2 separate regions of the Homo sapiens genome follow, and region 1 is linked to region 2. The links are chromatin contacts, found by Hi-C in ENCODE. All regions are on one chromosome and are shown on one strand. Each heading gives the region's core, a stretch centred on a gene start or an enhancer-like site at or near the end of the contact. The rest is flanking DNA. Distances are from core to core; before and after follow the strand shown.

What was found. Hi-C counts contacts between places; a loop is a spot of excess contacts on that map. Pooled maps may share reads with other maps.
Region 1: a loop to region 2 is called in a map of sigmoid colon, with 4 times the contacts of the local background. The contact joins two enhancer-like sites. A Hi-C loop is called at or near these places in 7 of 168 maps with a recorded cell type or tissue (MCF 10A, PC-3, Right ventricle myocardium inferior and 4 more), 1 of 37 single-sample maps with no recorded cell type and 8 of 50 pooled maps.

The regions. Positions count from the first base shown.
Region 1 is chr13:44,125,725-44,130,290 of GRCh38, reverse strand. The region is part of intron 2 of LINC00390 (long intergenic non-protein coding RNA 390); the gene reads left to right. The region is part of intron 1 of SMIM2-AS1 (SMIM2 antisense RNA 1); the gene reads right to left. Among named protein-coding and RNA genes, the nearest start is that of SMIM2-AS1, 17 kb to the right of the region's middle. Within about 2 kb of position 1,635, at least 3 of the 41 ENCODE cell types and tissues checked have a DNase peak (open chromatin) inside an H3K27ac peak, as active enhancers do.
Region 2 is chr13:43,906,339-43,910,673 of GRCh38, reverse strand. No RefSeq gene overlaps it. Among named protein-coding and RNA genes, the nearest start is that of LACC1, 29 kb to the right of the region's middle. Within about 2 kb of position 2,138, at least 2 of the 41 ENCODE cell types and tissues checked have a DNase peak (open chromatin) inside an H3K27ac peak, as active enhancers do.

The DNA.
Region 1 (4,566 bases), core at 386-2,885, 220 kb before region 2:
CTGGCAAAAGGTATGGAGAAAACCAGTTTTTAAAACTCATATGCTTACTATATGAGAAATGATACAATTTAGCCATTGCGTTGTAAGTTGAACTAAATTGAGTAATAGTTATCATAAAAAGCAAATTGGCGCTATAAAAAACTATTCTCCACCTAATTTTTTGGTCCAAAATTATTTTTAAGGTTTTTATAGGAAAAAGTTTTAAACATAAGCTAAAGCAGAGGGAACAGTATAACTAGCCCCTATATAAGCATTATCTAGAGTCCAGAAATTTTAATTGAATTTTTCACCACTTTTGCTTCATTCATCCCCTTTTTAACCCAGAGGCATTTAAAAAAAACTCTAATTATAAAACCCAGATATGTTATTTACCCCTGTATACTTCAGCATGCATCTTTTAAAAATGTGGACATTTTCTTTAATAACCATAATGCTTTCATCCACTTAATGAGCATCAACTTAATATTAACAGTAGTTCCTGGGTATCATCTGAACTTGTCAATTGTCCAGAACATCACTGAAAAGAAGTCCTGTTACTCAGCCCTGTCACAAGGAGCCATGCTGGGAACTGACCTTGATTACACCTGAGGCCAATTCTTACTTGGTAGTAGTAGCAGAATCTGAGATTCATAATCACAAGCCCTTAACTTCCTACTCTCTGGCCTGGCCGCAGGACTGGCCTGGAGTCCAGCTTTCTGGAGAGAGGCTGCCAGGTTTCAGATAGCTGATGGTGTTTAGAGGGGTGTGTGTGTGTGTGTGCACCTAACCTAGGAGCCATCTTTGGGGTTATTAAGGTACGAATAGATTTCAGGGATGAGGGATAGAATTCAGGTGTCTGTGAATTTAGATGGGAAAAAAAGATACCTCTGAAGTTTTTACTAACCTCTAATGGAAATTTTAAATCTCTTTCAACTATGATGATAGGCAGCAAACTGCAGAAGTAGTTGCAGTATCTGTGACTGTCACCAATAGAAAGAAAATTATTTTAATATCACATCACATTATTGCAGGTATTGTCAAATATTGTGAATACTTATTACTTTGAAATTTTGTTAATTCTTTTCTCACCTCTAGATCTGGTTGTGGAACATGTCAGCAAAGAAACACACATATTATTAGATCACAAACTTGTTTTTGTTTCTACAATTCGGATAACTGTATTTCAGTATGCTTTGTTTCCTTTGTAATTCCATGTATTTTATTTTACGCATTTTAAAACAATATTCTGAAAAGGAGTCCGTAAGCCTTTACCAGATGGCCAAGGAAATTCACAGCACAAAAGGCAAAGAACCCCTGGGATGGAGCCAGCCTGTGTGGAGATGCCCAGAAAACATCTTCAAGGATTGTTCCTTGATTAATTCATCAATTTCTTGAACATAATAACCAGGGGTGAGAAATTGGCCCCTATAAGGAGTTCGGAAGTTGCAAGCGCCATGTGACAGCCTGTCTCCAAAATGACATTGCTCCTTGTGTTGGCATATGAGTCACAGACTTTGGCCAGCTCTTCTGAAAAGATGCTCCAAGTACTCCAGAGTACTATAAATATCCAAGGTATTAATAGAATTCCTCCCACCTCAAGGCTGCAGTTCCTCCCACTGCCTTCCCGCTGCATATTGGGCACATGTGGGGAGGACAGTTGGAGAAGCTCAGCTCACAGGCAGAAGCCTATGCGTTCTGTAGCCATGACACTGACTTGCCGTCCTGCGCGTGGGGAGAGGGAGGGAAAGCAATTTGTCTAAACTCCCTTTTCTGGAAAATGAAAATGATGCTACTTGCCACCTACCTCACAGAATTTGAAGTTAATCAGTACAGTTTATACGCGCAATCTTAGGAATATCACATTGTCATATCATAAAAAATTTACCAAGCTCTGCTAAATGCAGAGGGTAAAACTGACCAGCTGTTGCCAGAATCACATAGATCCCTATTCTTTACCTGAAAATTCATCAATCTTGTTTGCTTCTCACTGTCTAATGACTACTGGCATTATGCAATGAACTGCATATAATTGCTTATACAGTATATAATTGCCTTATACGGTAACATATCTTTAAGTTTTCTAATCAAGATAAAAGATCCTTTACAGTTATTTTTGCTTCCTACGGCCACAGCAATTTATCAGCCCTTGAATTTCACATTCACATTTGGTGCGGCTTTTGGCAGGGGTATGTAAATAACAATCAAACATTAAAAACAGGCTGGTAACTGTTCACATTAGCCCTAAACCGAAGATGATCCAAATGTCCATCAACAGTAGAATGAATGAAATAATTTATGATACATCCCCACAAAGGCATACTATACAGCAATGAGAATAAATGGACTATTGGCTATTGGCAAGGCCATGTATCAGTCTCACAAATATAAAGTTAAGGAAAAGAAGCCAGACAGTAAAGAGAACCCATTAAATTATTCCATTTATGTAGAGTTCACAAACAGGCAAAGTGAGCCTGGGGTGTTAGCAGTTAGAAGCGGAGGTTACCTGTGGAGAGGGAACAGTGGCTGGAAGAAGATATGAGAGGGTTTCTGGATGTTAGCAATAATTCTGTTTTTTGACTTGGGTGCTGGTTACTTGGATGTAGTCATTCTGTAAAACTTCATTGAGCTGTACACTTAAAATTTGTGCACTTACTTTTCTGTGTGTATGTTAAACTTCAAAACAAAGATTTAAAATTTTTAACAAAGAGAAAAGAACAGGGTACAAAAAATTGTTTTCAAACGCTCTTCTCCAGTGTATATAGCTTCTTGGAGAACTGGTGATGTTTGAAAACAATGTTAAGAAATCTGAAATTCTTGGGCAGTGCAATGGCTCATGCCTCTACTACCAGCACTTTGGGAGTCTGAGGCAGGCGGATCACTTGAGGTCAGGAGTTCAAGATCAGCCTGGCCAATATGGTGAAACCCCTTCTCTACAAAAATTAGCTGGACATGGTGGCAGGTGCCTGTAATCTCAACTACTAGGGAGGCTGAGGCAGGAGAATCACTTGAATCTGGGAGGCAGAGGTTGCAGTCAGCTGAGATTGTGCTGCTGCACTCCAGCCTGGATGACAGAGTAAGACTGTCTCAAAAAAAAGAAAAATCTGAAATTCTTAATTCGGATTTCTGGTAATATGAAAGTCACCAGAAAATAACCTACCCTGCCTTCTTTCCCTCCTTGGATTATAATCCTCTTGATTGACATATTTGTTAACCTTAGTGGGCAGATGTCATAAAACCAACCAGGATCTGTTCTAATGACTTGTTAAAGTGGCCTTAAATAAAGGGAGCTATGATGAGGGCTGCCCTACTAAGCGCTTCGCCCAGGGGGCTGGGTGATGATGTGGGTTTTGCTCTGACAAGGGCACTCAGCTAAGCCAGGGCAGTCAGGGCTGAGACCCGCTCTTTTTCGGCCCCTGTGATGTGTGCAGCATGGGGCTGGGTCAGCGAGATGAAAGGGAACCTTGTTCTAATTGGTCAGCAGAGAGGGCCTTTTTTCGCTAATTGGTAGGCCCAAAGTGGGTGCTGTTTTCTAAGCAGGTCTGCTTGTGTCTCCTACAGAGCCCTCTTTTTTTCATCACTTCCACTGCTGGGCTCGTGTTGGCCTGGAGCAGTGTCCCTGACTCCTCTGATTGCCTGCCTTCTATTTTCCTGCTTGTACATAGGAGGCCTCTGGGAACCACCTTCTTTCTTGTACTTCTCCCTTCACTCACACAACACACACCAGAGCACAGCCACAGCATAACCATAGGTTGTTTTTGTGCATTGTTGGGATACAATGCAGGAGCCCTGTTTAGGAGTCATTGAAACTCGGTTCCTATCCCAGTGCGTGGTGTTTAGAAGGAGCTTAATAAATATTTTTTCAATGAAGGAACTGCAGATTCTTCATACCTTTTTTGGCCTCTTGGGGTATTTGTTCTGAGTATCAGTGCGGTATAGTGGAAAGGGGGGATATCAGAATCAGAGCCCATGCCAGAATCCAGCAGGTTGCTCTTTAGGCCCTGGACAAATTACTTTCTTCCTGTCTCAGTTCCTCATCTGAAAAATGGGGATGATACATCTTCTTTGCAAGGGGCTGGGAAGGCTTACAAAAGCAAAACATATGTCGTTCCTTGAACAATGTTTGCACATTGCACTGCATGTTCTTCATTTACTCACTCATTCAATAAACATCCTATAAAGTTGGAATCAATGCCAGAAACCAGCCTGGCTGCAGTGATGCATAGAACAGGGTTCCCACTCTCATTGAGTGCAGAATCCTGTGTGGGATATATTTGTGATCATTAAATGCAAATAAAAAGTTCTTGTGGGTCTTATAATAGAAATACGTGCAGGGTTATATATCTGTCTATCCATCATTTAGCTTTCTAAGCATCCATTCTTCTATCTATACATGTACGTAATTCTTCTATCAGTATCTCATATGGTTTAGATCTCTGTCCCCACCCAAATCTCATGTTCAGTTGTTATCCCCAGTGTTGGAGGTGAGGCCTGGTGAGAGGTGTTTGGATCGTGGGGGTGGTTTCTCGTGAATAATTTAGTACTATCGTCTTGGTGCTGTTTTTGTGGTAATGAGTGAGTGAGTGAGTG
Region 2 (4,335 bases), core at 889-3,388:
TGCAGTGAGCCGAGATCGCGCCACTGCACTCCAACCTGGGCGACAGCGAGACTCCGTCTCAAAAAAAAAAAAAAAAAAGAAAGTAGTAATAGGAATTATACAACCCCCCTCAGATGAATTTAGTCACCCTCTGTGACTGAGCCAAAAGGCTAATCAAGAGAGGCCAAGGTCTTCAATCTCCCTTGAACGCACCAAAGTCATTCGAACCAGATGTTTTTCCTGATGCTGCTTTCTTCACCCACTGTCTGACTTTGCAGCTATTGTTCTATCTTCAGATCCTTGCTGCAGTTCTAGCTTCTTGGTGCAGCCCTTCCTAATTCCTCCTACCCAAAATGAGAGCCACTTTCTGGATGCCCCGGAAACCTTACAACATTGCAGTTTACCACTAAATGGTTCTCTAGTGAGTATGGAGTTCTTCTGGATTAGGCTACAAATACCTTACTTGCAGAATTCATACTGTAAACATTTTAGTGATTTATTAACTTGTAAGAAAAGTCTTACAAGACATAAAAATTTAGTCATATTAAGTAAATATTGAATGAATGGCATTTGTCAAAAATAAAAACTGTAGAAAAATAAAACCACTTTGGAAAATTTGGGATGTAAGGTTCATAATACCCATTGCACCTAACTCCTTATAAGACATAAAGGAGGCACTTTTGGCTGACAAATCGATTGATGAATGAATGGTAGTAAGAAAGTTTTCTTTACTGAGACCTTTCATTCTAACCTACATATTAATGTATGAAATTGATTAGTGCAAATAATCATACAGTCATCTCAAAGTAAACTCAAAACATTCACCACCACCACCACTACCACCACCACCCCCTAAAAGCTGCTCAGCCTCCTGTATCCTTTTATGCCTAGTTAAAGGCATCACTCCTCACTCAGTGACCTAAGCCAGGAACCTGGCAGTCACAAAGTACTTTCTCCTTATTCCCATATTTGATTCCTCACCAAATTCTGTTGACTGTCTCAGATCCATCCCTGCCTCTCCTTCAGCACAGATTTTACTTGGTTCAGGCCTTAACATCCCCACCCACCCAGACTCTAGGGTTATTTCCCAGCTGGTTGCACATATCTGGTCTCACCTCTCTCCAATCCATGCCACATCCAGCCAGAGAGGATCTAAAATGCAAATCTGTTCACATCATCCCCTTTCTGTATCTTGTAATGGTTCTAATGCCTAAAAGATAAAGTCCTAACTTCTTTGCATGTCCTTCAAGGGCCCTTTTAATCTGGTTTCAGCCTTTCTTTTTAAAATCAACTTTGGCCACTTGCCTATATGCATCATACCTTCTTCCCATCTAAAATTTCAGAGTCTAAAATTGTCAGACTTGAAGTGCCAATGCATTTTATCTCACTGTGTAGGACAATATTTGACCCTGTATCCATTTAAACTAGTTGACTTACCTCTATATCTAAACCAAGGACCAATTTATTTCTTGATCACCTCTGCAAAGCTGATACTTTGGTCACCACGATGGCTGGTAAATGCCCCTAATATAGCAATTATTTGATCGTATACGCATTTAACCTACTAGAACTTCTCTACTGTCAGAAGGGCAGGGAGGGACATAGCAGATGCTGGCATGTGAGGAAAGTATATAGTTTGGCATTTCATATATCAGCATCACCATAACAACCACTCAAATATTTGTTGAACATTGGTGAGTCAATGATGAAAGAGTTTAGAAGAAGGAATTTCAGGGAAATGGAACAGCAGGAGCAGAGGCAGCAGTGAACTTGCAGTAGGCTAAGAACAACCCAAGGTAGTTTTTTTTTTCCCTGACACTGCTAAATTGAAGGTTTTTATAAAGGAGCTAAAGATGAGGAAAGTAGCCAATCTGAATAAGCTGTGACTCAATAAGTAGAAGATGAAACCAAAACATACCTCAAAAACTTCTGCCTGGGAGACTGGAAGATTGGTGACACCTTGATGGAAAACAGTAAGACTGAATTGTACATTCAGACCAGTTCTCACCATCTGAATTTGAAAAAGAAAAAAAAAGTCTAAGAGGAAAAACTGAATAGTTACTACAAATTACCTACAAACGTCCTTGCCAGTATGAGGATTTATGCCACCTGGTGGCAGTTTATCTAATTTTGTTATTCAATTCTTTACAATAGTGCAAACTCTCAAAATTTGTACTTACAAACTTGAGCACTGTGTCAGGCATGAAGGAGCTATTAAATTTTTTTTGTAGAATAAATGGATGAGTGGAATGTGTAAATAAATTATTCAATGAAGCAAAGCTCTGTGATGAAAAAAGCTCTGATCCAAAGGTCAAGACAGTTGGCATCTAGTTTCACACTAACTGTCGAGTGATTCCCAGGAGGTCACAGACCTCTCTCCCAGCTCTACCATTCCTGACTTTATATTGGGGTTTTAGTTTATTTATCTAAAAAAAATGATATGTAAAAATTTCTTACAGTTATAGTATTTGAGTTTTTTATATATAAATTATATATATATAACAATATGTTATATATAGCACAAACTCAACAAAAACTCAAATATAACTGTAAGAAATTTTTACATATCTTTTTTGTTATATATGTATATTGGGATTTTTATTTGAAAAATTATTAGCTGAGTTCAAAAGTCCTTGAAGAGTCACAACATCAGAGGGTCTGTCAGGAGTGATATGTACACTTCTGGCAGTTGAATTTGAACTCACAGCTGGAGGAAACTTGCTGGTTCTAAGTTCTCTTCTGATTATGTCATCATTGTTTCTCTTTAGCCAGATGTTTCTAATGATAGCTTTCTAGATGACATTCCTCCTATTTTGTCCAGCCTCCGAATCCCCTCCTACACAGCACATTTGACCCCTTCCTATGAGTATCCAGGCCATACTCACAGGTGGGGTTTGAAGGGTGAGTACACACTGCTATGTGGATTTTTTTCTTTTTAGGCTAATATTATGTTTAATAAATGGGATTATGCTATTGTATGTATTTGTCTAATTTTCTCAGCTAAAGCAAAAGATCTATCCAAAAGGAGGCTTTTTAAAAAGTCGTATTCCTAATACAAGGTCTTTATGCAATAGACACTCAGTGTGTCCTTTTCAATACTGATCTTTATGATGAGAGTTAAAAAGCATTATCCAATTTAGGGACCAGGGAGGGGCTATATAAGATGATTCGGAAGTACTAGTAGTGCCAGCAAGTAGCAGCGTGCTAAAATCACACCCCACAATAGTGGGAGTACGTCAAAGGGACACAGGAACCCAACTGAAAAAGCACCAATGGCCAATTTAAGAAAAACAAATAAAATAATATTAGATTATAATCTAAAGTATATAATAAATATCCATGAGTTCATACTAACTTAAATAAATGATTGAATAATGGGAGAGAGTAGACAAATCTCAGGTATAGAAGAATTTGTAATAATTGATGTAGATACTCCACCGTCACAGTGTGAAACACAACCCTCCACTCTTTAAGTGTGGGCTCTGCACACACTGCTATAGAGTGTAGTATGGGAAGGCCAATGAAAGAGTAACCTTGTGATAGAAAAACCTGGCAAACACTGCCTCAGTCAGACTATCAACAAATGCTAAGTCAGGTTGGTAGCACATACCCTCCATGTGAGGTAATGAGAATAGCACGTTACCTCTGTGGTCTTCCTCCCCCAAATCCATATCTTCACCCTAATCATGAGAGAAACATCAGACAAATCCCAATTGAAGGACATTCTGTTAATACAAAATACCTGGCCAGTGCTCCTCAAAGCTGCCAAGGTCATGAAAAATAAAGTCTGAGAAACTGTGATAGCCAAGAAGAATCTAAGGAGATATGACAAATAAATTGTAATAAATTATCCTGGATGGGATCCTAGAACAGAAAAAGAACACTAGGTGAAAACAAAGGAAATCTGAATAAAGTATGGAATTTAGTTAATAATAATGTATCAATATTGGGTCATTAATCACAACAAATGTACCAAACTAATGTAAGATGTTTCTAATAAATGAAACTGAGTGTTGGGTGTATGGGAACTCTGCACTATCTGTGCAACTCTCTGTAAAAAGTTTATTTTAAAAAATGGGTCAAATCTCCCATCACACTCATCAGAAACTAGTGCCATGTTCGGAGATGCAAGGAAACGTCAAACTATTACTAAATATCTTTTGGAAAATTAGATAGCAGAAAACTAGATAGGATATTTTAAAAGCAAGAATCTTTCCTTTGAGGCAGGAGGAAGATAAAAGATGGCTTAAGAGCAGTTATATATTTTTTATTTGAAAAAAGTATAGTTCATTAAAGAAAATATAGGAAAAACTACACAAATGCAGAAAAAGGAAACAAAAGCTTTCATAATTTCAC